3 separate regions of the Homo sapiens genome follow, and all the other regions are linked to region 1. A link is a loop called in an ENCODE intact Hi-C map of the cell type or tissue named here. Cell type or tissue: IMR-90. All regions are shown on one strand.

The links. Peaks named below come from ENCODE experiments on the same cell type or tissue, not always from the same donor. Only the 100,000 strongest peaks of a DNase experiment are listed, where the experiment ranks them.
Region 2: a loop joins it to region 1, with 2.6 times the contacts of the local background. A loop is called at or near these places in 2 of 110 quality-filtered maps.
Region 3: it touches region 1 in a loop (4-fold over the local background); 9 of 110 quality-filtered maps call a loop at or near these places.

The regions. Positions count from the first base shown.
Region 1 is chr9:94,917,508-94,925,507 of GRCh38, forward strand. AOPEP (aminopeptidase O (putative)) reads left to right here. Exons shown (of 17, transcript NM_001193329.3): 6 at 6,479-6,668. Among named protein-coding and RNA genes, the nearest start is that of AOPEP-AS1, 24 kb to the right of the region's middle. RefSeq lists an enhancer at 624-1,125. In IMR-90, no CTCF peak of the experiment used is centred here; DNase peaks (open chromatin) are centred at 2,494, 3,764, 4,944, 5,354 and 1 weaker place; H3K4me3 peaks cover 333 bases; H3K27ac peaks cover 4,986 bases.
Region 2 is chr9:95,052,456-95,060,455 of GRCh38, forward strand. All of the region lies in intron 13 of AOPEP (aminopeptidase O (putative)), which reads left to right. Among named protein-coding and RNA genes, the nearest start is that of MIR6081, 8.9 kb to the right of the region's middle. In IMR-90, no CTCF peak of the experiment used is centred here; DNase peaks (open chromatin) are centred at 3,576, 4,866 and 6,766; H3K4me3 peaks cover 1,047 bases; H3K27ac peaks cover 4,742 bases.
Region 3 is chr9:94,677,291-94,685,290 of GRCh38, forward strand. LOC124902219 (a long non-coding RNA gene) reads left to right here and starts at 4,404. Exons shown (of 2, transcript XR_007061675.1): 1 at 4,404-4,594. In IMR-90, a CTCF peak has its summit at 4,330 (motif pointing right); a DNase peak (open chromatin) is centred at 4,361.

The DNA.
Region 1 (8,000 bases):
CCTTGCTAGGATCCAGGTATCTGTCATTTACATCTCCATGTGACATGAAACCATAAGCCTCCTCTGAGAGCACTTAGAAGTTAAACCAGATCATAAAGCTGGAGCTCCTAGCCTTGGCATCGTTGTTTGCTTCCCTGACGTAGCTGCCCACTGCCCTATAGTATCACTGCTACTTCCCTAACCTCAGTTTCTCTCTCCTTCATCTTGTTAGCTGCCTCCCCAGCTTGTCTTCTGCATCCTTCCCTTTGTTGTCTGTCCTTCCTATTTTCTCTGTCTCCCTCCTTTTGTTACCTATATCTGCTACCCTCAGCCTGTTGGCCTCTTTTGTAATGAGCTTCCTTCGTCTTATTTTCTTCCCTCATCTTTCTATCTGCTTCCTTCATCTCCATCTTTATTTCCCTCATCTGCTCCCCCAGCTCCTTTCTCTGCTTCTTTCCTTGTCTACTTCCCTCATCTTTTTATCGGTTTCCCCATCTCATTCTCTACGGCCCTAATTTTGTTATCTTCTTGCCTCCTGTAGCTCTTTGAGTTTGTGACCTGCTTTAAACCATCTCTACTTGAAAAGAATACCAGGCTTTAGCAAATATAGGTGAGAGGTGGAGATCAGGGAGAGGTAGACTTGTGTGTCACCCTCCTGGGGACTGACCTAAGTACCTTTGTAAGGGCTTGTCTAACACATGCCCCTGTGACCCACTGGGGACTCCCAGCGTAGGACAGGGTTATGAGGAAGTAGGCATTGCTCTTCAGGGGCATCAACAGTGGAGTAGTGATGCCCCCCTATGGCCTCTGTACCCTTATTTCTTACCTTCCTTTCACTAGGAGGAGGCCTGCTCACCTTGGGCCAGTTCTGGCTATGATGTAGATTGAGGGAACAGAGGTCTCAGGACGTGGTTGATAGCTTCCCATTGGTGCCTCCTGAAGACAGAGCTCCTGGGAGAGTAGTGAGCATGAAGCCCATGGGCTTGAGCTGGCACAGAGGGACGGGAGCCCAGAAGCCACAGGTCTAAACCCAGTGACACTGGGCAGAGTGGATCAGAGTGAGGCTTTAGAGTCCAGACTGTGTGAGCTCCAGTCCTGGCTCTATTGCTTGCCAGCTGTGTGACCTTGGGCTAGTCAGTCTGCCTCTCTGTACCCACTTTCCTCACGTGTAAAATGAGATAATGAAATTGAATAATAGTAACATCCTGAGGTTGTGGGGTAGAGCAATGAGATGGCATGTGTAAAATACAGTGCCTGGCACGTAGCAAACACTGAGCAGTCAGTCTTCAGAAGGAGAAGATGTTTGGGTACAAGAATAAGGAATGTGGCCCTGGGGCTTTCCTCAGTCTCTCTGCCGTAGTCACATTTGAGTCAAAATTCATTTAGGCAAATGAGTGGATGTTTTACTATTTTTTTTTTTTTTAATTTTAATTTTGTTGTTGTTGTTGAGTCGGAGTCTCGCACTGTTGCCTGGGCTGGAGTGCAATGGTGCAATCTCGGCTCACTGTAACCTCCGCCTCCCAGGTTCAAGCCATTCTCTTGCTTCAGCCTCCTAGTAGCTGGGATTACAGGCACCTGCCAGCACACCTGGCTAATTTTTTATATTTTTAGTACAGACAGGGTTTCACTATGTTGGCCAGGCTGGTCTTGAACTCCTGACCTTGTGATCTGCCCACCTCAGCCTCCCAAAGTTTTTCAGAATTTTTAAGAAAACACTTCTAACCTTAAGCCTTTCTTTCAAACTCAGATCCCCTTACACATTGATCAGACGTAGCAAGTTTGCTTCAAGTTTTTGGAACTGGTTTCCACTTTAGGCTACTGAAGGTCCCATATCCCCAGAAGACTATCCCCTCATCTCCTCAGCCTCCCGTTTAAAGATACACACTGCAGTCGGGTGGGTGCCAGATGAGGAAAGCGGAAGATGCTGATTCCCTCCCACGCAGTCTCAGGGCCAGAGGGAAGGAGGGTCCTGCCAGGCTGTCTGGGCCACCCCCCCACTTTGGCTTCAGGACTACAGAAGCATCTCCTACGTTAGGCTGCGTCCAGGAGAGAGGGACTAAGGGATTTCGTTTAGAAGAAGGGGCAGGGGCTGAGAGTTCGGCTTGTAAATGTGTAGGCGAGAGTGTTGACATACATCACTTCACACCTGATGAAGGAAAGAGAAGACAGGCTATGAACCTAAGAGGGGTGGAGCGACAGTTTGTCTCCCTTTCAGATGGCCCCAGGCTACTACGAGTCTACGGTTTCACTTGTCCAGTTTAAATTAGCAAGTAATGAAGTCACACAAGCAGAAGCTGCTGCTCATGATTATAAGACCCTTAGAACTATCTATCCTGCTGGACTTTAGAGGGCAATGAGCCTGGTTCCCCCCTCTCTCGGGTCTTCCTTTGTCTCTATCATGGGATATTGGGCTGCACATGTTGAAATTGTGAAAAGCGTTGAATCCATAAGAAGTACCAGCTTGATAAATGTAAGTCTGTATGATGCCTCCCAAGGATCTGTGTGAAAAGTAAACTTGCGGCCAGGCGCAGTGACTCATGCCTGTGATCCTAGCACTTTGGGAGGCTGAGGTGGGCGGATCACCTGAGGTTGGGAGTTTGAGAGGGGGCGGGCGGATCACCTGAGGCTGGAGTTTGAGACCAGCCTGACCAATATGAAGAAACCCCATCTCTACTAAAAATACAAAATTAGCAGGGCGTGGTGGCGCATGCCTGTAATCCCAGCTACTCAGGAGGCTGAGGCAGGAGAATCGCTTGAACCTGGGAGGCTGAGGTTGTGGTGAGCTGAGATCGTGCCATTGCACTCCAGCCTGGGCAACAAGAGGGAAACTCCGTCTCAAAAAAAAAAATGTAAACTTGCTCTCCATGAGGGGAATTGGGGTCTGCTCCCGTAAAATGGGAGGGGTGGCCTGGGGGCTCTTCTTGTCCTTAAGGGCAATCAATTTCCCGTCCTCTGGGTTCCTTCTACCCCTGCAGCCTGCTGGAACCTGCTGTGGCAGCAGCATCTAGCCAGGGCCGCCAAGTGCTGGGTCGCTCCACCCACAGCAAGATGGGCCGTGCTGGTCAGGGCTCCACGGAAAAAGCACAAATAAATCAAACACCAGCTCCTACTTAAGATCTGATGAAATTCTCCATTTCCGCTCCAAATTGAATTCCTCCCGAAGGATGGGAGCAGCTCCTGGGAGTAATGAAGGCACTCCTTCCTCCTCTGCTAGAAACATGTTTTAGATTAACAGACGCAGTCTTCTAATCTGGGTGGGTAGGTAGTGTTCAGGAACAGCCTTGAGAAAGTGTTTTCAGACCAGACATGATATTTTTAATCTCGAGGGGCAAGGCGGCAGACATGCAATACGCTTGGCCTCTGTGGAGGAGGCAGCCCCAGAGGTGGTCTGCTGGGGAAGAATGACAACACGGGAGTGTGGCTGCAAGCCACCCCTGCCTGCCACCTCCTTTTCCTCCACCACTTGGAGCCAAAAAGAATTTATGGTGGGGAATAGAAGCAAGAGGGCTTGTGTTTTTTGAGATTTGAAATATCACTTTCCTGCCCATCTCTTATTTGGGAAAAATAATCAACTCTGTGATTTAAAAAAAAAAAAAAAAGACAAGAAAGAAACGTTTTTAGGATGAAGATGTCATTGAAGTGATTATCTTCCATTCTCTGTAATGATGATGAATCGACAGTCTGGCATTTGTAGAGGCAGTTGACACAGACCCTTTCAAGGGGAAAAAAAGAAACAGTTTTCCAGTGAGGCTTGTCAGGGGGAAGACTGATCGCCGGCAGGCCGGCTCGGACCATGAGCACAGTTCCAAGAATGCAGGGATGAGGAGGAGCCGGGCTGGGCTGTTGAGTCCAGGCTGAGGTAGGAGTGCAGTGTTTTACAGGTCCGTTCTGTTTTGTGGGTGGACATGGGTAGATTACCTGTTGGGAAAGAAATACTTAATATTATTCCTTGAAGTGAGCTAAAGAGAATTACTTTTCTTCACTCACTGTTGAAGAAAAGCAATCTAAAAAAAGAGGTTAAATCTACTTAACATGAGACGTTCAGACATTTAGTGCCCAAGGGAGGGAAGGAAATTCTCCTTGAAAGAATATTCTGTTGGTCCTTTTATGTCAGGATTTTGTTAACAGCCTTTGAGAAAGGTTATCAAAACCTTACTCCATGTTTTTGGTTTAGTTTTTAAAAGAAGCCTTTTCCTTCATAGGGAAATAGCCCCAGAGTATCCAGTATGTCAAACCCAACCTTAGAGGGCCAAACGGGCCCCGGAGGCTTTCGATTCAGGTTCCCAGCCGGAAAATTGCTTTTCAGGGAGAAGGTCATGTTTTCCGCAGATAGTGGGGTCATTTGTATGGTTAAACGCCCTTCCTTCTGAGCCGGCAGGATGTTCAGACTTGGCCTCCCTCAGAGGACAGTAGGAAGTACATTTACCCCCGACTCAGAAGAAAGGATTGAAGATGGGAAGGGGAAATTTAGGTGGAATTCTGGCAACGCTGGGTCCTGTCCCAAGCCCAACAAGATGGACTGAGGCCGGGGTCGTGTCTCCAGAACATTGAAGGGTGGGGAGGGAAGTGTGGTGCAGACAACAAGGACTGCTCAAGGGGAAAAAATGAAAGGGTGGGAGAAAGAAGTGCCACCCACCCTCCCCACAGCTGCTTTTGTGCATTCCTTCAGGCCCTCGCAGACTTTTATATTTGCATAAATGGGCCCTGGTGAGGCTTCCACACTGGGACAGAAGAGCAGGCAGGTCCCCGGACAGTGGAGGCTTTTTCTTCATGAATAGTCTTAGAGCGATTTCGCAGTCATCCACTCGTGGAAGCTTCCTGGCTGGAGTCCGCCCTCCAGTCTCTGTAAGGACGTGCGTGTCTGTCTTTCTGGCTGCAGACCCTGCCCACGCAGGCTTGCCCTCCAGCCTGTTTATAAGGCCTGAAGTTACTTCTGTCTTGTTTTAGCCCAAAGGGTGAACTGCTGCCAGCAGTATGTCTGGAATGTTATTTACTTGGTACATTTCTGTGGCTTTTTGTAGCATTGCACATGCCAGAGCCATTTACTTGAAAATGCCAGGTTGCACAGTTTGTCTTCTCAACGGGGTGACTTTCTCAGTTAGGGGAGTTTAGTTCCTGTGTCTCTCAGTTTCTTCCTTCCTTCCTTGTTTTTTTTTTTCCCCTGAGTTAGTGCTCTGAACAATACTGTTGGTGCCTGTTGCATCGCACCCCTTTATCCTGAGTGCCCCAACTCCACTTGTAATTTCTGGGGTTTCTGGTGTCCTCTTCAGAGCACCTGGCAGATGCTTTTTCATTTGCATGCCTGCCCTGTTATTACTTCACATGAAAGCTGTCTGTTTTGGCAGACATGACTACCATGATTGCAGTTGAGCTCTCTGAGCTGAATGGGTGATGTTGTGTAAGGGAACTCGAGGTGGGGTTTTCTCTAATGGTGGCTGTGGGAGTGGAAGAAAAACCTGCGAGCAGTCTTGGCTTGTGCCGAGCCGACATGATAGCAAACAAATGACTTTTGAAGGGAGGAACCGGTGTGTACAGTTTCCTAATTTGGAAGGTTTCACAACTGTTTTTGTTCAACTGATGGAGGAGAGATTTTTTTAAGGGCAAATTCTTCATTAGGAAGACTGTAAACAAGTCCTGGAAAAAGGATAATTGCTGAAGGAGGAGGCATGGAAGATATTTGATGGGCCTCTTTCGTCAGCTCCCCTTCTTCCCATTCCACCTATGCAGTTTTAATGGTGATATTTTGGGTTTTAACACAAGGTATGGAAAATGAGATTAGATAAATCTCCCTGTCTGGTGCCAGTCCTGGGGCCATTTGCACACCTGGGTGGGATAACTCCCTGCCTTCTTTCTGTCAGCATAATTTTGTTCTGTCATGTGAGTCTATAAGCACTTGCAGATATGATGGAAAAGCTTGGCCTTACACGGTCTCGGCCTTTATTCGGGCCTCCTGGAAACCTCAGCCATCCCCGGCACCTGCTCGTTTGTTAACATCATAGCCAGCTCCCCGTGCAGAATGGAACATTTTCTGCTCCATTCTTCTTGGCTTTTTCTGTCCTTCTGCATGACTTCTCAATTTGTTTGTAAGCTGCTCAGATTTTTGGCTGAAGGGTCTTCTTTGATCACTCTCCTGACAGCTTAGGCTTCACACTGTCACACCTGCTCTTCTTTTACAGTCCAGATTTCAGAGTAAATGCTTCCATTGCCTTGTAATTTTTGTTTTGAGTGTAAAACTTTGGTGCAGGTTACTTATTACAGGTAATAGCCGTTTGATGATGGAGAAAACTGGTTGGCAGAAACGGCCACCTGAACTACAGCCAGAAACATAAACTGCCACTTTATTTATGTCTGAAAGCATCTAAGCCGCAAGCCTATCTGTCATGATCTAGCATGCACATGATAATAACAGGCTTGCCAGGCTAGGAAAGCTGCCCCATCGGATGGCCATGAGGACAGGCTCTAACAAGACTCTGTGCATTTTCTCCCCCATTATCCACAGCCCACACATCATGTTCCTCTCTCAGAGCATCTTGACAGGAGGGAACCATCTCTGTGGGACCCGCCTCTGCCATGAAATTGCCCATGCCTGGTTTGGCCTAGCCATCGGGGCCCGAGACTGGACGGAGGAGTGGCTGAGTGAAGGCTTCGCCACTCACTTGGAGGATGTGTTTTGGGCCACAGCACAGCAGGTGGGTTAAAGTGACCCTAAGTATTTCACTACCCAGAGTCAAATTCCATTTCTGGTCATTTGCTCACCCAACAGCTATGGACTGAGGGCCTACTATGCACTAGGCACAAATTTTGCTGGGGAGATGGCTGCATAAATAAGAGAGGGAAGCCCCTACTCCCCACAGGATTTACAATCTAGAGATGGGAGAGAGAGTAGACAAGTGAATCAGTAATGGGTCAAGTGTTGGAGTACTGTGAAGAGAAATGAGACCCATAGAGGGGCAGTGGGTCCTATTTTAGAAGGTAGTAAGAGAAGGCCTCTCTGATAAGGAGATATTTGAGCAGAGATGTGAAGAAAAGGTCATGCTATAGCATACTCAAGCACTTCTTTGTGGTTGTGATTGTGGTGACTTGTGTGTGTGCAGTGTATGTGTGTGTGTTTTAAATAAAGAGATTAAAACATAAATCCAGAGTCATCTCAGATGTCTGCTCACAAGTAGTGAATGAAGAATGAAGCAGGGGCGGTATAGATTAGGGAATGGTGAGAACTGTGGCAAACTGACAGCAGCTACTCAGCTCTAACCAATTGTCATGGTGAAGGAAGGAGGGCTCAATATAACCTACACTATTAGTTTTTTAAGGTAACTTATAATTCTGGACTTTTATGTGAAGTTTACTAATTTAAAAAATACCACGCAAGACAAACATACCCAGAAGCCAGACCTGGTGCACACGCTCCCAGTTTGCAACCTCTACCTTAAAGCATTGGCCACCAGTTCCAATGAGGATGATAAGCAACTAAGCTGCTTCGTGCTTACTTTCAAGTTCCTATTTTTGTTGTTGTTGTTGTTGTTGAGACGGAGTCTAGCTCTGTCGCCCAGGCTGGAGTGCAGTGGCACGATCTTGGCTCACTGCAACCTCCACCTCCTGGGTTCAAGCAATTCTTCTGCCTCAGCCTCCTGAGTAGCTAGGATGACAGGCACATGTCACCATGCCCAGCTAATTTTTGTATTTTTAGTAGACGGGGGTTTCGCCATATTGGCCAGTCTGGTCTCGAACTCCTGACCTCGTGATCCGCCCACCTTGGCCTCCCAAAGTGCTGGGATTACAGGCGTGAGCCACCGCGCCCAGCCTCAAGTTCCTAATGTTTAGGTCACTTTTTTCCCCCTGTCATCTCTGTCCCTTATACACTGGACTATTTGGCATTTTCCAAAATTCCCAAGTTTGTGCATACCTGCATGATATTGTTCAAGGTCCTTTGTCTGTTGAAATCTTATTTATTTTTCACTAACCAGCTGGAGGTCACCTTCTCTAGCTAGCCCAGGCTGATTACCCGGCTCACAATTCAACAC
Region 2 (8,000 bases), 130 kb after region 1:
TTGCTAATCCCTTCTAATTTAGAGGAAAAACCATATTATCACACTGAATGTTAGTGATGATTGCCTATTTGTCCATATGAACACAGTAATTTTGTGCATAGTATAGATTACTATTCACCAGGAATATAGGGCTGTATAAAAAACATTTAACCAAAGAAGAATCGTGTTGATAAATTATTAACTAAAATTACTAAATTTGTAATGAATAATCCTACACAGACCATCTGATTGTGATTTTTGACATATTGGAGTAATATAGGAAGTTATAGAAAGGAAGAAATTCTGGGTTTGGATGAAATTACTGGTTTTTTCCCTTGGAAAAAAAATCTGAATATATTTTATAATTTGTTAGTATTGTAAGTAACAGCCTAAAAACCTGAGCATGTGACTGTTTGACACTGTGCTTCCTATATATCTGTTTACAGAATATTTGGAAAATTTTAAATTCTTCCAGTTCTTGATTGCTGCTTGCACAGAACCAATGTTAAAATGTTATGACTAAGACTAGAGAGACAATGATAGGTTTCTCGGTGCACACTTAGTGCTAGGAGGTCTTCCCATACCTACCGGGCCAGCTTTAGAGAAACCCCTGGTTTCCAGTTGCCTGGTTCAGTACTTTGTTAGAGCACATGCTTTAATTATTTTCAGTGTTCTTAGGTTTGGTTGTGGTAATGAATTTCTTCATAAAGTAGATCTCTCTTTTAAGTGAATTATTAGGAAATACTTGTAGCATGATTTAAGAAAAATATTTCAGCTTCAGCTGGAAGCAGAAAAATGGACAGAGGGGAAGCCAGAGAGTTCAGGTAGGTTACTCGGAGAAACAGTTGACACAAAGCATTCCTTATTTTCTTATTATGTATCTTTAGAATGTAATTTACACAAATTGAACCATAGTTTACATTTTATTCTGAACCTTTTTTCTAAAAACATTTCTTGCCATCTTCCTATATTACAAAAATAATTCCATCTCATTCTTTTTAATAGCTACATAGTATTCCATTGCATGGCTACATACCATATAGGATGTTTTGATTCATATACTCAACCAACCGTTTTTTTACAGTAAAGGTATACTCATATGCTGGGCCTTAGGGGGTTATAAGTTAATGTATAACTAGAATTGGAGCTAGCAAATGTCACTGTTTGTAAATTAGGAACTCAGAATTATAAAATGTATACTCTCCTTCAAGATAAATACAACAAGTATATTACGTACACTGTTATTAATTTAGGTAAGAGCATTAATTCATTTTTGTTGTTGTTGTTGTTGTTGTTGTTGTTGGATACAGAGTCTTGCTCTGTTGCCCAGGCTGAAGTCTACTGGATTAATCATAGCTCACCGCAGCCTCCAACTCCAGGGCTCAGATGATCCTCCCACTTCAGCCTCCCAAATAGCTGGGACTACAGATGCATATCACCACACCTAATTTTGGGGGTGGGTAGGGAGCGAGGTCTCACTGTGTTGCTCAGGCTGGTCTGAAACTCCTGAGCTCAAGCCATTCTCCTGTCTAGACCTCCCAGAGTGCTGGGATTACAGGTGTGAGCTACCACTTGTGGCAAAAGCATTAATTCTAAGGAAACAAAAAGAAGGAAATTTTTATGAAAATGTGAATACAAGAAAAGTTAGGAATATTCTGATACTTTAAAGTATTCCAATTTCTTTAGAAATATTCAGGCATATATTGAACATGCCATTGTTGTCATGGCAGGGTGAATAGACAGAATCACTTAGGAATTTAGTTTCTTTTTCATGAGTGATTATTTTCTTGAGAAGCATAGATCAGGAATGTTTTCCCTTTGGCCCCTTGTAATTGGTCTGGCAGGATCTGGGGTTGGGGAGGTGGACACAAGGATCCCACACATCTCTTGTGAAATACTTGGAAATTTTCAATTTGAGTGTTTATGATGCTTCCAACATATATAATAACATAAAATATTAATGTACACGTGGTTGTAAGAGATCCAGTTGACCAGAGGATTGCATGTTTCATCATTTAAATAATATGCTTTGTGTTAGATTGCATATAGTGTATGCTTTTAACAAGAGTTAGGGGAATAATAGCACGGGAACATTTGACACTTACAATCTGGAAACATGAGAATTATTTATGCCAGTAAATTATTTCAGATAGTATTTGCGAATGATGGTATGTGTCTGTTTTAGGTTCTGTGGTGCCACTTTTAGAAACTCCACAAGCAAACCATGGCTCAAAGTTTGTAGTAATCTTTTTGAACTGTAACTATTAGAATTTCCCAAAAATCTAATAAATATGCTTTTCTTTGTATAAAATGAGCTATATGAATATTTGCTGCTACTTGAATTTTCTTTCCAAAATTTGTTTATAGACATACTCCCTAAAGATGTTTGATAATCAGAAATAACTGATTCTGCTAGACAAATATGCACCAATTGATTGATTTTCTTTATTTTGAAGAAAATTTTTTTCCTCTTAATTATTTGGTGGCTTCCTTTGCTGGCAAATCCAATTTTATGCCCCACAAATAATGTGAACAGTAGAGACTTCTACTTGTAAGTTTCGGCAATTCTTTAAAATATGTTAAGTTTTTGCTTCAACATATAAAGGTTTTTCTTTTCTGAATTGTGTTTTCAGCAGCAATTCAAACCAATTGTATTTTTCCATTATACAAATTACTAATTTAGAATAAATATATTTCATTTCTGTCATGATATCCTAGTAGGCAGGCTCTTGGGCAGACACCTGATATGTGTATGTATTATTAAGTTGTCTACTTTTGTTTCTTAGAAATGTTTATCATTTAAAAAGTAACAGATGGAAGAAGACCATTTATTGAAGACTGTGGCCTGGCTAGTGTGTGGGCAGTAAGGGGTGACTGCACCTGGGTTCTGTGGCTCTGAACGTTTTCTGTTTCTTTTTGGATTATGAGGAGGGAGAACTCTTGGTTTTGTTTTGAGGAACTTCATTGATTATATCTTAATTTTGCCTTATTGGCAAAAAGCACCATGTGAAAATTTATGCAGCGTATAGATTTTCACTGTGTTTTATTTGGTTCAGAGCCGAGTCTGGAAGATGACTTAGTTTATAAGTTCTGTCTCGTGTCCTGTAGCCAAGCTTTCTGTCTCCTTTAATGAGGGCACTGTGTGATTAGAAGCTGTTTCCTCCCATTCCTGTGGACTGAAGGGGCAACCTGAGGGTCTGCTAAGGTGGTGGGTGTGTTTTCTGGGAAGAGTGAAAGGGGATTTGTCAGCCTTTGGGGGAACTTGATAAAAATGAAAGATATTTTATGTCAGTGGGATCACCTTTTTAATCCAAGGGGCAAAAGAAAACTGGTTTCTATTGTGCCCCTGCCCGAAGGCCGCCTGCATGTGACTTTCAAAGGACCCTGCTTGTGTTGAATTTCAGCCAGCAAGTCTCCAGCATACAGAATTTGAGATTTCCCCCACCCCCACCGTTTCTTCTGTTTTTGTTCCATGTAAACAGTTCCCTGCGTAGTAACATAGACAAATATAGCAGAGAATGCTTTTCTGGAAGAAGAATGCTCCCTAAGCATTTTTTAACCATTTTTGGGAAGAATTGATCTTTCTGTGTGTTTCAGACAGACTGGAGAGGGGGAGGCCGTGGCTGTAAATTGAAGTGACATCATATGTATTGCCCCCATTGATCCGCTTTTAGTCTCCAGCCAGGATAAAAGGAAATGGCATCAGGGAGGAAGCATGCTTCATTTAGGCACAGATCCCAGAGTGATAATGGGGTAATAATAGAACTCATGCCACTGTCAATCCGTGGCTGCATTAGTCCCAGGCTTATTCTCTGTCTGGGGAGCCGCACAGTGACTTTCTTCGTGTGAGGCTGCAGCGCACCAGCTGGGCCACGCCGGGAGGTGCCCTCCTTTGCTTTCGGAGGGGTGCAGGCAATGGGGCTTGGATGTTGCCATTTGCTGGTCTCTTGTCACAGGCCCTGCCTCTGCAAGGTCAGTCATGGGACATGTCCGTGGCATTTTCTGATGTAGGAGGTGAGCTGGCCTGTTCTGCATCATGCTAATGGAAGAAATGGTGGCGGAACCTCAGTTGCGTGGGTGGTCTTCTGGGAGCACAGAGTGAGTGATGCCCCCGTGACAGCAGTAAGAGGCTTCTGCAAGAGTCAGGGGTTTTTCTTAGTTGAGCTGCCTCTAGTTTAGGAGGGTGGGTTTGGAAAATTCATATTTTCTTTCCAGGAGCATGCATAAAAACTCTCCCAAACCATTCAAAGTCGTACAGCTTGCGTCGACTCTGAAGTTGGGAAAAACATGCAGTGGACTTTTTTCTTTGTACAGTTCTTAGTATTTAGCAACTATGAGATCTTCCATGTTTAGAGTAGAACACAGACTTCTAAAATCCTTAACAAGCAGCATTTGTACTTGACTGACCTCGTTTAGCATTTTATTTCTTGTACTCATTTCAGTAAGTTTCATAGTTCTGTGAAGTTCTCTTGCAAGTACCCACATCACTTTGGCACCTTGTAGTCCTATTTTGTGTAAATTTCCGAGGCAGATGCATTTTAAAAATAATGAGCTGGTCTCTGTATGGAAAAAATAACCCCATCATGAATTTCTTGTTTATGCAAAGGAAAGGACTTTTGCATTCCTGTCACTGTTGAACTGTGGGTGTGAGCACTGTTGGGCCCCCAGAAATAAAGGCAAGTTCTTTTTATACTGTCTGAAGGAGCTGCTTTCTTAGGTGGTGATGCTTGGAGGTAAGGTCCTTTATTTTTCACGATCACTCTGTGGTACGACCAAAGCCTTATCTCTCTCCCGCCAGTGCTGCTGTATTAAACACAGCTGGCCTTTCAGTCTTAAATTCAGCTGATCTTAAAATAAATAAATAAACGCAGCTGGCCTAGAAGTCATGTGAAGTTTGCTTTGATTTCCACGTGGGTGGAAGTGGAGTGGTCCACATAGCATGTCCCACTCCCCCTGTGCCCGCCCCGGGCTCCTCGTACCACCCGGTGCTGCCTTGAGCACATCTGCTGATACGTGGTCTCTTTCATTTGCTTTACAAACATTTTGGTTTATTACATGACCACTGCTTTTTCATTTGTAGGGTGGCTTTACGGGGAGCAAATGTTTATTTTACAAAGACAAATGTATGGAAGCTGTTTAACCACATTTTTGCTTCAATATGCTCTTTTTAAGGTCTATTATCTTATCCTTTAAAAATGTTGTAATGTGTACTTTGCGAATGAAAGATGCTTTATTAGTTTTATTGTCTGTGTCCCAAAATAACGTTTGTTCACTGATTTTTTTTCCCTACTTTTTTCAGAAACTACATTTCCCCCCATGAGTTAGAATAGTTACAACTAAAAGCCAGGTGGCCGCAGGTTGTTTACCAAGTGAGAGTCATTTCAAGTCTATTCAGAAGAATGGGACTCACAGAAACCTGGGAGCATGAAGCTGGCTCTGGCAGCACTGTGGTCGGGGGCCTTGTTTTAGGGGGAGCAGATACCTGAGGGGAGTGTCCATCCTTGCTTCTTACCTCTCTCAAATTAGAGTCAGTCAGTGTGCTCCCTCCCTTACTTCCATCTCGCGGTCTTAAGTCAGGGAGTTTAGCTTTAAATATTTTCATTGTGTAAAATTTGGAGAGGACAAAAGCTTCCATTGATCCTTTTGGTTCTGTTTCTGTGTAGAGTTGCTGAGCTTTCAGCTTAAAAGAAAACTCAGATATACAGGTATGAATGCAGGTATTTTTGTAGGTTCACATATAGGTAATTGTTTGATTTTAAACTGGAGCTGTATCTATTGGTTAAACCTAGTTGGGGTTAAGTTGAGGACCAAGCTAGTTGTCTTACTCAGGGTTTCTTTGCTCTGTGTGTCTCTTTAGTTTAGACCAAATCCCAAATGAGAGTTCTAACAGTAGGCTTCTTTGTAAGCACAAGCGTATAATATGGGGAGATGCTTTTCTTTCTACTCTCCCCTTCCCTGTAATTCTGCAATTTGGCAGGGCTGGTTCCTTCTGTATTTAGTTAGCAAACGAGGCCCCACTTCTGGCAAAGGGTGTTTAGGGGCTGGTGGTGCCGAGAATCACTTCTCTGTGAGGCTGAGCCCATTCCCCAAAGCCTGCCTGCCTTTGTCTGGAGGGGCCTTGATGCCAGGCGCCTGTTGTCCTCGGACTGTCTGTCTTGAGAAATGCTGCTCACCAGTTTTGAGTGTTTGTGGGGTAGAGCAGGTCCCCATCCTGTTGTGGCCTGGCCTGGGTACCCCTCGTGGAGCTGCTGTTTGACAGCAGCACAACAAAGGGTAGTAGTGAGGTGAAGTGGGGAGAGCCCACGACTGGGGTGAAAAGGAAGACACTGGGAAGAGGGCTCAAGGGCTGGAGGGCATTCAGTCAGTGGCCCTGGGAGACGGGTTAGGGGTACTTGAGGCCATGGGTTGAAGGCCCAGCCTCCTGCAGGAAAGCACCTCTCTCGGAACATCACAGGAGGCTGAAGGGTGAGATGAACTGGAAGGAGAAGGAGGGCAGAGGGAGAAAGAGAACCAGTCTCACTGGGCTGCCTGGGCAGAAGTGCTGGATACCCACATGCACCCGGCAGTGTTCATGGTATGAATGGTGAGGAGGCCTACCAGAGGCTGGGCGCCTGGGTTTGGCCTCTTCTGTAAAACAGTAGATTTCTTTTTAATACCGTATGGTGGATGGGTGATTTTGTTACAAGTAGTTATGTAGTAATTTGATATCTTTAAAACATGCTGCAATTACTTGACTTCTCATGAAAAGAAATGGAGTGTTAGTAATTCTTTGGGTCCTTGTCAGTGCTGATTGTACTGCAGTTTTGCTGAAGGCGCCTTGTTTCTCCTGAGAGAATAGCCACAGCATGTCTTTCAGATGAAGCGATGTCATGAAGTACAGAATATACCCAAGAACCAAGTGATTGCATTGGTGTCTTGTCTCCTTTCTTTCTGCCTCTGTCTGTAGGCAAGTGGGGGCTTTCTTAGAACTTAGAAGAGTGAGGTGAGAAAACAGATACCTAGTGGAATGGTGCGGTGGGTGTGGTGTTTGCAGTGCTTGCTGTCTGCCCGTTGCCCCCCGCATACCTTTTGGAAAAGTATATGTGTGTGTGAATGAGTGAGGGGGTAAGGGGGTAGGGGGTAGGGAGGGTCAGGCAGAGTGCACACTTGGGGGCAGAAAGATGAGGAGCAGGGAGGGAAACCAGTACTTTTTAAAAATTGTTTTAGAACACCAGAAAGTGGCAGTTAAAATCCAGGTGTTCTTATGAATGTACTGTTGACTTGATATCAGCTTCCAGACCTGTAATTGGGATTGACAGGAATGATCTGCACATACACAGGGATGGAGAGAAGCTCAGCAGAGAGAACCATGGAATTCATAGGATTAATTTTAAAATCTTGATTTTAGAGTAAATATTTTTCACTTCCTACAAGGCATATCTCAAATTGATTCTTCCTCCAGTGCACTACAGGGCCGATCTCACAGGGCCACCAGGCCTGGCCCTGCTGTTGCATAGCGAGTAACACGGATGAAGTCTTACACATGCTTCTCTTCATTTCTTGTATTTCACATACATTGTGTTTTATTTTTGTACCATGTTAAGACTATCTCCTGTCTTTGCCCTTAACTTGTAACACCACTTTTGACCATTCCTGTATGAGAACTCAGGAATATGGGTAACTTTGTGTGTCTGTGTGTATAGCTGCACATATAGTTGTGTACAGCCTTTTGAGCTTTTTAATGGATTATAAGTATGATTTTCGTAATGGAGGGAAGACACAGTTCTTTCAGTATGTGCTCTTTATTTCTCAGTGTGCAGCAGGTATATTTGCAGAGCTTATGTGGTAAAAAGACTGAATGCCGCATCTTAGTTCTGTGAAATTTCCAGGTGTTTGCCTGTAATTGGATGGCTCCTTGAATCTTTGTCTAGGCTAAATTACATTTTCTGGTGTATGCGTGCTGTAAAGGAAGAGATCCAGTAAACCACGATAATGTTTTATTAAGATAAGCACAGTTTTGATCTGCTCTAAGTATAGAACTG
Region 3 (8,000 bases), 240 kb before region 1:
GAAGAATGAGCATAATAACATAAACTACAATTCAGAAAAGCATCCCAAACACGAGCAGTGAGGAAGAATCTCTTGTGAATGCCAAAAGGAGTCTGAGTGGGTGAAACAAACAATTATTTCACATATGACACAGAAAAAGGAAAATCAAGTTCGATGCAGTCCCCAGCGTACTGTCTTCTATACAACTTTTCAAACGGCCGGGCATGGTGGCTCATGCCTGTAATCCCAACACCTTGAGAGGCTGAGGCAGGTAGATCACGAGGTCAGGTGTTCAAGACCAGCCTGGCCAAGATGGTGAAACCCCGTCTCTACTAAAAATACAAAAATTAACCAGGCGTGGTGGCAGGTGCCTGTAATCCCAGCTACTCGGGAGGCTGAGGCAGGAGAATAGCTTGAACCCATGCAGCAGAGGTTACAGTGAGCCGAGAGTGCGCCACTGCACTCCAGCCTAGGTGACAGAGTGATACTCTGTCTAAAAAAAAATAAATAAATAAAATAAAACCTTTTCAAACTTCTGCTTTATTTCTGTACAAGAAAACTCTGAGCTCTCCAGTAGAACAATTTAGGTTTTAGGATAAGCACAAAATAATGCTTTGCAGTATGCAATTTTGTTGCCAAAACCATAGAGACATCATTCAAACTCCCACTTCTTATACTAAAAACAGGTAGTTTACTTTGCTGCCAAGAATCTTATAAAATCATCCCAAATTTACAAATGTTATGCCAGGAGAAAAAGTAGAAAAGTTTATTCACAAAATTTCTTTTTAAAACATCTCTATGGATAGCACATAAAACTCAATGGCTTAAGATGTGGAAAAGCCATTACTATCATATGCGTATGAGCAGATATTTTATAGCTGGATAAAAATGCCCCTGTCCAAAGTATGAATCAACTTTTGGCACATGTGTAAGTCAAGTTAGGCCAGGCGACATGGAGCAACAAATAAACCCTGAAACCGTGCCTTTATAAAGTCTGATGCAGTTGGGTGACCCCTTCCATACTGCAGCTGTGCCATGTAGAACGAGTATCTGCCAAGATCACTGCAGCACAGGAAGAGACGGAGGAGGCATGCAGCTCTCAAACACCTTCACCTGGAATGACGCATTGAGAAACACCAGGAGGAAACGTGAGGACAACAGGCCATTGCTTCTGCCCGTGGTGCATGTATGAGGGAGAAGTATGAATGGTTTTGTTGTTGCTGACTACCAACAGGACCCCATGCCTTGGGCGAGTGAGTGTGTGTGTGTGTGTGTGTGTGAGATTAAATAACCAGGAGATGTGATGTGCCTTGGCAGTGCAGCCACCAATGGATGTGGATGGGGTCTGTGCTCCATGTGCAGCGCGAGGGGGCAGTGCCACAAAAGTAAGAGAAGATGCATCTGAATGTCAACCCTACCCCGGGTTATCCTCTGAGAACACCTAAGGACAACAGCATGCTCCCAACCTTGATTCAGTATTTAAGAAAATGAAAATCACATGTAATCCACATGCTTGTAGTTCTCTCTTCAGTGTGTTGTGGCAAGACACTGGGACTGAAACACCAAGGCTTCAGTCTAGGTCCTGCTGCTCACTGCACAGAAAGCCAATCACTGAGACAGTAAGTATTGCCAGGGAAGAAGGCTTAAATCAGGTGCTGCAGCTAAAGAGATGGGAGCTCAGCCTCAAATCCATCTCCCTGGGGGACGCAAATTAAAAGTGGACGTAGCAGCGAAGAATGTGACCCTGCATGGGAAAACAAAAATGAGGGAGGGGTAAGGAAGAGGAGTTGGTCCACAAGAAGCTGGTGGTGGGTTAGGCAGTCATGACCTGTGAGGGGTCTGCAGCATTTTCCAGATGCTGCAATCTGGTGAGTTTCCGTTCCTTGATGCTTATCTGGGAGGTCTGATGATTGGTTTCCTGAGAAAGAAACTCAGGTAAGACAATTGTAACTTTCTCAAGTTTTAAGACTGAGAGGGGCAGTTCCTGGCATTCACTGAGGCTCACTTCCTTGGACTCTTTGGAGGTAGAGCTCAGAAATACACATTTTAAACAAGTTCTGCAGAGATTTTTATGCACACCAATTTATTGGTAGGCTTGGAAAACTTTGCTAAAAATGGATACATGAAAACATGAGATGTCAATTGCAACAGGCAATGGAAATGAATTTGAGTTTAAAAGTTCCTCTGTCCTGAAGAAATTTCAGATGGTAACTTTATTTCCAACTTATGTGCTCCTTAAGCAATAAAGTTTTCAGTGCTGACATAAGCCAAGTTTCTTGCCTTTTATGGTAAAAACATTAGTGACTCCGTTTCTCCAAGTGCGAGGACAAAAATCCCAGTAATCCCTCTAATTCATAGCACCTCCACAGATAATGACTGTTTGTTGTCAGATGGAAATAATTTCATTAGCATAAGTGGATGCGGAGTTTATAAATGCAGACGCATGTGTTTCATATTCTGCTCCTATTTATTTACACATTCTGTAAACACATGTATACACAAAGTCACATGGACATTTTTAGGCGAGCGCCTGGAACACTGTGCACATGGAAATACCGCAGTTGTTGCCTTCAGGACTTTTTTTGTCAGGTGGCAAGTTGGTTACTGTTCAGAGGATCTCAGTTACCCCATTACCACCTCTCCCAGGTGAAAATGTGCCCTGCCGCAAGTCAGGCTCTGGAACTTTCTTGAACTTCCTTTTTCTCTTCGAAAAGTCCTGTCCTCTTAGGGCTCTAATTTATTGGAAAAGTAATTCATTCCCAAATATTCATGGTTTCTAATATGTTAATATCACAGCCTTCTCAAATAACATATCTCTAAATCCACAATACTCAAAGTTAATGAAGAGAAGTTCAATCAGGTTGATGAGGAGGCTGGATTGTACACTCCCTTCTGCTAACACAAAAGGCCTTGGACACACCTGGGATCAAGTCAGAATGAACCTGGTTCTGGAAACACAAGCTTGCACAGTGTAGGGAGAGGCAGGTAGAAAAGGTGGCAGAGCTGTGTGTCTCTTCTGAGCCTCCCCTGGAGAATGAAATGGACCCAAATGTTATCTACCTCATCAGAAACAATTGGTAACTACAACCCAGTGTCTCCTGAGCTAAATTAGATTTTTGTACTACATGCTAAATGTAATGTGACGGGGAAAAAAGAAAGTTAGGTAGAAATCATGCTTTCCAAAGCTCTCTTTATTTAAATGGTCTGTTTTGGTCCAGGGACTGTATGATCTTTTTTTCTCTCTCTTTAAATTTATGAAAACTTTTTTTCTGATAGTGAAAGCAAAAATACTAGCTGTCTTCTGCTGAGTATACTCTGTGCCAGGCACATGCTAACTCCTTTACATTAACAGATGAGAAAATGGATGCCTAGAGCCAATAGCTGCCTCAAGATTGAACAGCTAATTAGTAGCTAAACCATGATCAGAACCCGAAGCCCATGTACTGGAGAGTGTTCCCCTAAAATCCATGTGCTTCCCAGAACCTCAGAATGTGACCTTATTTGGAAATAGGATCATCACAAATGTAAGTAAAATGAGGTTATACTGGAGGAGGGAGGGCCCCTAATCTGATATGCCTGGTGTCCTTAGAAGAGGAGAAGAGACAGACACACAAAAAGAATGTCACCTAATGATGGAGGGGGCAGTGATTGGAGTGAGGAGGAGGCTGGTAACACCAGGAGCTAAGAGAAAGGCGGAACAGGCCCTGTCAACAACTAGACTACAGGCTTGTAGCTTCCCCCACTGTGAAATACTACATTTCTCTTACAATCTGGCTGGCTTAAAAGTAAACAAAATGTATTGTTTCAGAGTTTTCCAGGCTGGAAATCTGGAGTTATTGTCTCAGTTGTTTCGTACTTTGTTAAAGCTCATGCAGCCTGCCATCTGAAACAATGCACCCTGCAAGGTGCTTAGTGTAGAAACTTTGGAAAACAGAGAATTCACTAAGTGCTCATGGTCCCACGTTCCAGAACCAGTCGCTGTAGAGTGTATATTTTCCAGTTTTCTTCACTTGCCTCTGAAGGCCATTCTGTCCACTTCTACCTTTTAAAAATAGTAGCAGTTCTCTTATGTATTTTCTTCTTTTGTTGTTTGATCAGCTGTACTCTTTATGGGATGTGCTTTCAAAAGAGTGAGAACCACTGTAAACTCCAGAATCCTGTTTTTCATCACCACCGCCACCATCCTCCTCCTCCTTCTCATCACCATCACCATCACCATCATCAACACCATCATCAGCTGGTTAGAATAGGTCCAGTTGAAATGAGAAGTGCCCCTACCCCAATCTTTGACTCAAAGCTTTGACACTAAAAACGGAACCACAGTCTCTGATGAGACTCCCCAGAAGATGGCAGTGTGGATCACAAAACCACACTATCCACTCAGTACCACTGAGCCCCAGCCCGTGGATCCTGGTGTAACCAGAAGGCCCCGGGCCTGCGGCCTTGGTAGCCAGGCCACCCGCTGCCCTGATGAGGCTGCTGGGAGTGAGTATTCCAGCTCTGCGTGGTCCTTTCGTCTTGTGAAAGAGAAAAACATTGAACTACAACTTTAAGCTCTTCATTTGAAGAAAGTTACAGTTCAGACACTGGAGATTTTTGTCACCAATATTTCAAGGTATCCACTCTAATGTCTATATTCTATCTCCTACTTATCTGAAGGGTTTAAGGCAGGCATCTCAGTATTGTGGATAAAAGAAGGAAGGGCTGAGAAAGAATTAAATGGAGAAAGTTCAGAAGGAGCAATGAAACAGAATACCAGGATCATTTATTTAATGCTTAATAGCTGTGGGATCCAGGGATACTCAATCCTCTGTTTTTTTCTTTCTTTTTTTTCCATGGGCATAATATCTGTTGCTGATTCTGCACTGTTTAACACAGCTCAAATGAGAAAATGACTATTAAAACTGTAAGATAGTATTTCTATCATTAAATATCCTTTGTATGATCTAGCAGGGATTCTTAAACATGATCAGAATCACCTAGATGGCTTATTAAACCATGGATTGCTGGGCTCTACCCCATCATTTCTGATTCAGTAGGTCTCAAGAGGGGCCAGAGAATTTGCAGCCCTAACAAATTTCCAGGTGATGCTGATGCTGCTGGTCCATGGAGGACACTTTGAGAACCACTGGGCTACAACAAATCTAAGAGAATGTGTTGCTTTCAAGCCCTTACTATAAGTCTCAGAACTTCCTAGGTGACTTTTTTTTTCCTCCCCCCAAGATGGAGTCTTGCTGTGTCACCCAGGCTGGAGTGCAGTGGTGCTCTCTCAGCTCACTGCAACCTCCGCCTCCTGGGTTCAAGCAATTCTCATGCCTCAGCCTCCGGAGTAGCTGGGATTACAGGCGCCCGCCACCATGCCTGGATAATTTTTGTATTTTTAGTAGAGATGGGGTTTCACCATGTTGGCCAGGCTGGGCGACTTGAGCTCCTGTCCTTGTGATCCGCTGGCCTTGGCCTCCCAAAGTGCTGGGATTACAGGCATGAGCCACCACGTCCGGCCCCTAGGTGACTTTTTAATGCAAAATTAAGGATAGCATTTCACAAAATTAGGAAATGCTGTTTGTGTATGTGTGAGTGTGTTCAGTGTCTAGATGTACCCAAAGGTAACCATCTTAGAGATCACACCATTTCCAGTGGGTGTGGAACTTGCACAAGTGCGTGTTTTCCACCTTATGGTGTCTACATACCCCACTCACTGCCATGAGAACCTGGTGGCTACTGAATTGACAGTCGGATCAATGTGACCCGACGGTTCCCTCAAAGACCAAAAGAAAAGCTTACAGACCACAGGACCTCCCTTGAGAATGTCACAAGAAGAGGTTGTGTTTGGTCACTGCTGGGCTTACAGCCCTTTACCTGGGTCCATTTTCCCTATAGGTTTATTTATTGCTTACTGTCCATCTTTCTCTCTACCCCCCACATGTAAAAATTTAATATGTCCCAAGAACAGTGGCTGGCAAAGGACAGGCATGCAGCAATTGTGTTGAATGAATAGATAAACGCTGGCAGTGCCCTTCTCTTCCCAAACACTTAAATGAGTTTGTGAAACGCATTTATGTGAGCCTGCTTAACACCTTCCAGAACAACTGTGAGGAAAGTTTCACATCGTTCCAGCAAAACCCACAGTCACCATTATAAACTATAAAACCCAGGTATTTGGAGAGGAGGCCCCAAATCCTTACTCACATCTTAAGCCAATCAAAATCCACGTAATTCAATCAAGAGTTAATCAACATCAATGAACACAGAATTATAGAACCAAAGAAGTTAGCGCTGGAAGGGGCTAAAAGATTCTGTAAGTCGCGGTACTCTCTGAATGAAGAAGCAGAAGGCCCCTCCTGACTATGTGGCTGTGGAGGAGCCCATGAAGAGTGAAGGGTGGGTGTCCCCTCCTAGGCTGGTGCTCCTGCTTAGCTTCTCTCCCGGACACCCTGAGACTGAGAAGCTCGCAGTGATGCCCTCCCACTAGCCCCATGTGGACATGATGCAAAGGGGAAGTGTGAGGACCAGCGGCCAGCTCCTGGCTCGCCCAGAGGCTCATCCCTATCACTCTGTTGACCTAAAAATAACGTAACCTACGTTTTACACAAGTCCTGGTTCTCACTCAGAGCATATGGTAGGATTTATTGTCTTCAGGTCCTGGTTCTCACTCAGAGCATATGGTAGGATTTACTGTATTCAGATTTTGCCAACGCGCCTATATCTTCTACATGCTACAGATTCTGAGGTTGACACTGTAGTGACCTGTGCCAGCCTAACATTGTTTTTTCTTTTTTGCCTTTTTTTTTTTTTTTTTTTGAGACAGAGTCTTGCTCTGTTGCCCAGCTGGGAATGCAGTGGCGCTATATTGGCTCACTGCAACCTCCACCTCCTGGGTTCAAATGCTTCTCCTGCCTCAGCCTCCCAAGTGGCTGTGACTACAGGCATGCACCATCACGCTTGGCTAATTTTTGTGTTTTTAGTAGAGATGGAGTTTCACCATGTTGGCCAGGCTGGTCTCGAACTCCTGACCTCAAGTGATCCACCCATCTGGGCCTCCCAAAGTGCTAGGATTACAGGAGTGAGCCACCGTGCCCGGCCTAACATTGTCTTTTCTGATCCTATAACTTGTCATTTTGGTTTTGGGATAAAACTGATCATAGGTTTAGAAAGAGCGGTTCAAGATGATGATTAAGGATCTGCCTTGAGAGCCTTAATAGACCAGGAAGATTTAAAAATAAAGGCTGGCTGGGTGTGGTCGCTCATGCGCATCATCCCAGCACTTTGGGAGACCAAGGTGGGAGGACTGCTTGAGGCCAGGAGTTCAAGACCAGCCTGAGCAATAGAGAGAGATCCCCCGTCACTATTAAAGTGAAAAAAAAGTAAAAATAATAATAAAATAAAAATAAAGGATCAGAGGGACCAGAAGCTCAGAGAAGGTATAAATGGAAAGAAACAGAGGTAGATCCTTAAATGCTCTCAAAGTCAAACTAGATAAAAGGCAGCATTAGTAGAATTCCCATCCCTTGAACACTGACAGTGTTGCAGCCAGCCAGCCAAGTGTTTCATCTTTAGTGACATTCAATTCGCTACCAAGCTGTGCAGTGCATACTAGACTGAGCCACATAAAATTGCCATATTTATAAGTCAAAAATGGTTGAGCAACGACAATATTATTTGGTTCTAAGATGGATCATTCCCATGTTACAGATAAGGAGCCTGAGCCTCAGAATGGAGAAATATCCTGGCAGTAGTCATTGTGCTGGAAAATGGCGTAGAGCAAGATTTTGAACCCAAATCTGATAGACTCCAAAATCCATTCTCTTTCCACTAAACTATGGGGCTAGATAAGAAGGTGAAGCTCAGGAAAAGCCATAGGCAATTGCACTGTTTGTACTGTACTCGATAACATTTCTTTTCATAACTCATAATCCTTTATTCTCCCTTTATAGTCATAAATAATGCACTTCAGGAAAACTGCAAGTACCATCTTGAAGGAGCCCTAAGTACTGAAAGAACCACAAATGATTGTTTCCAGG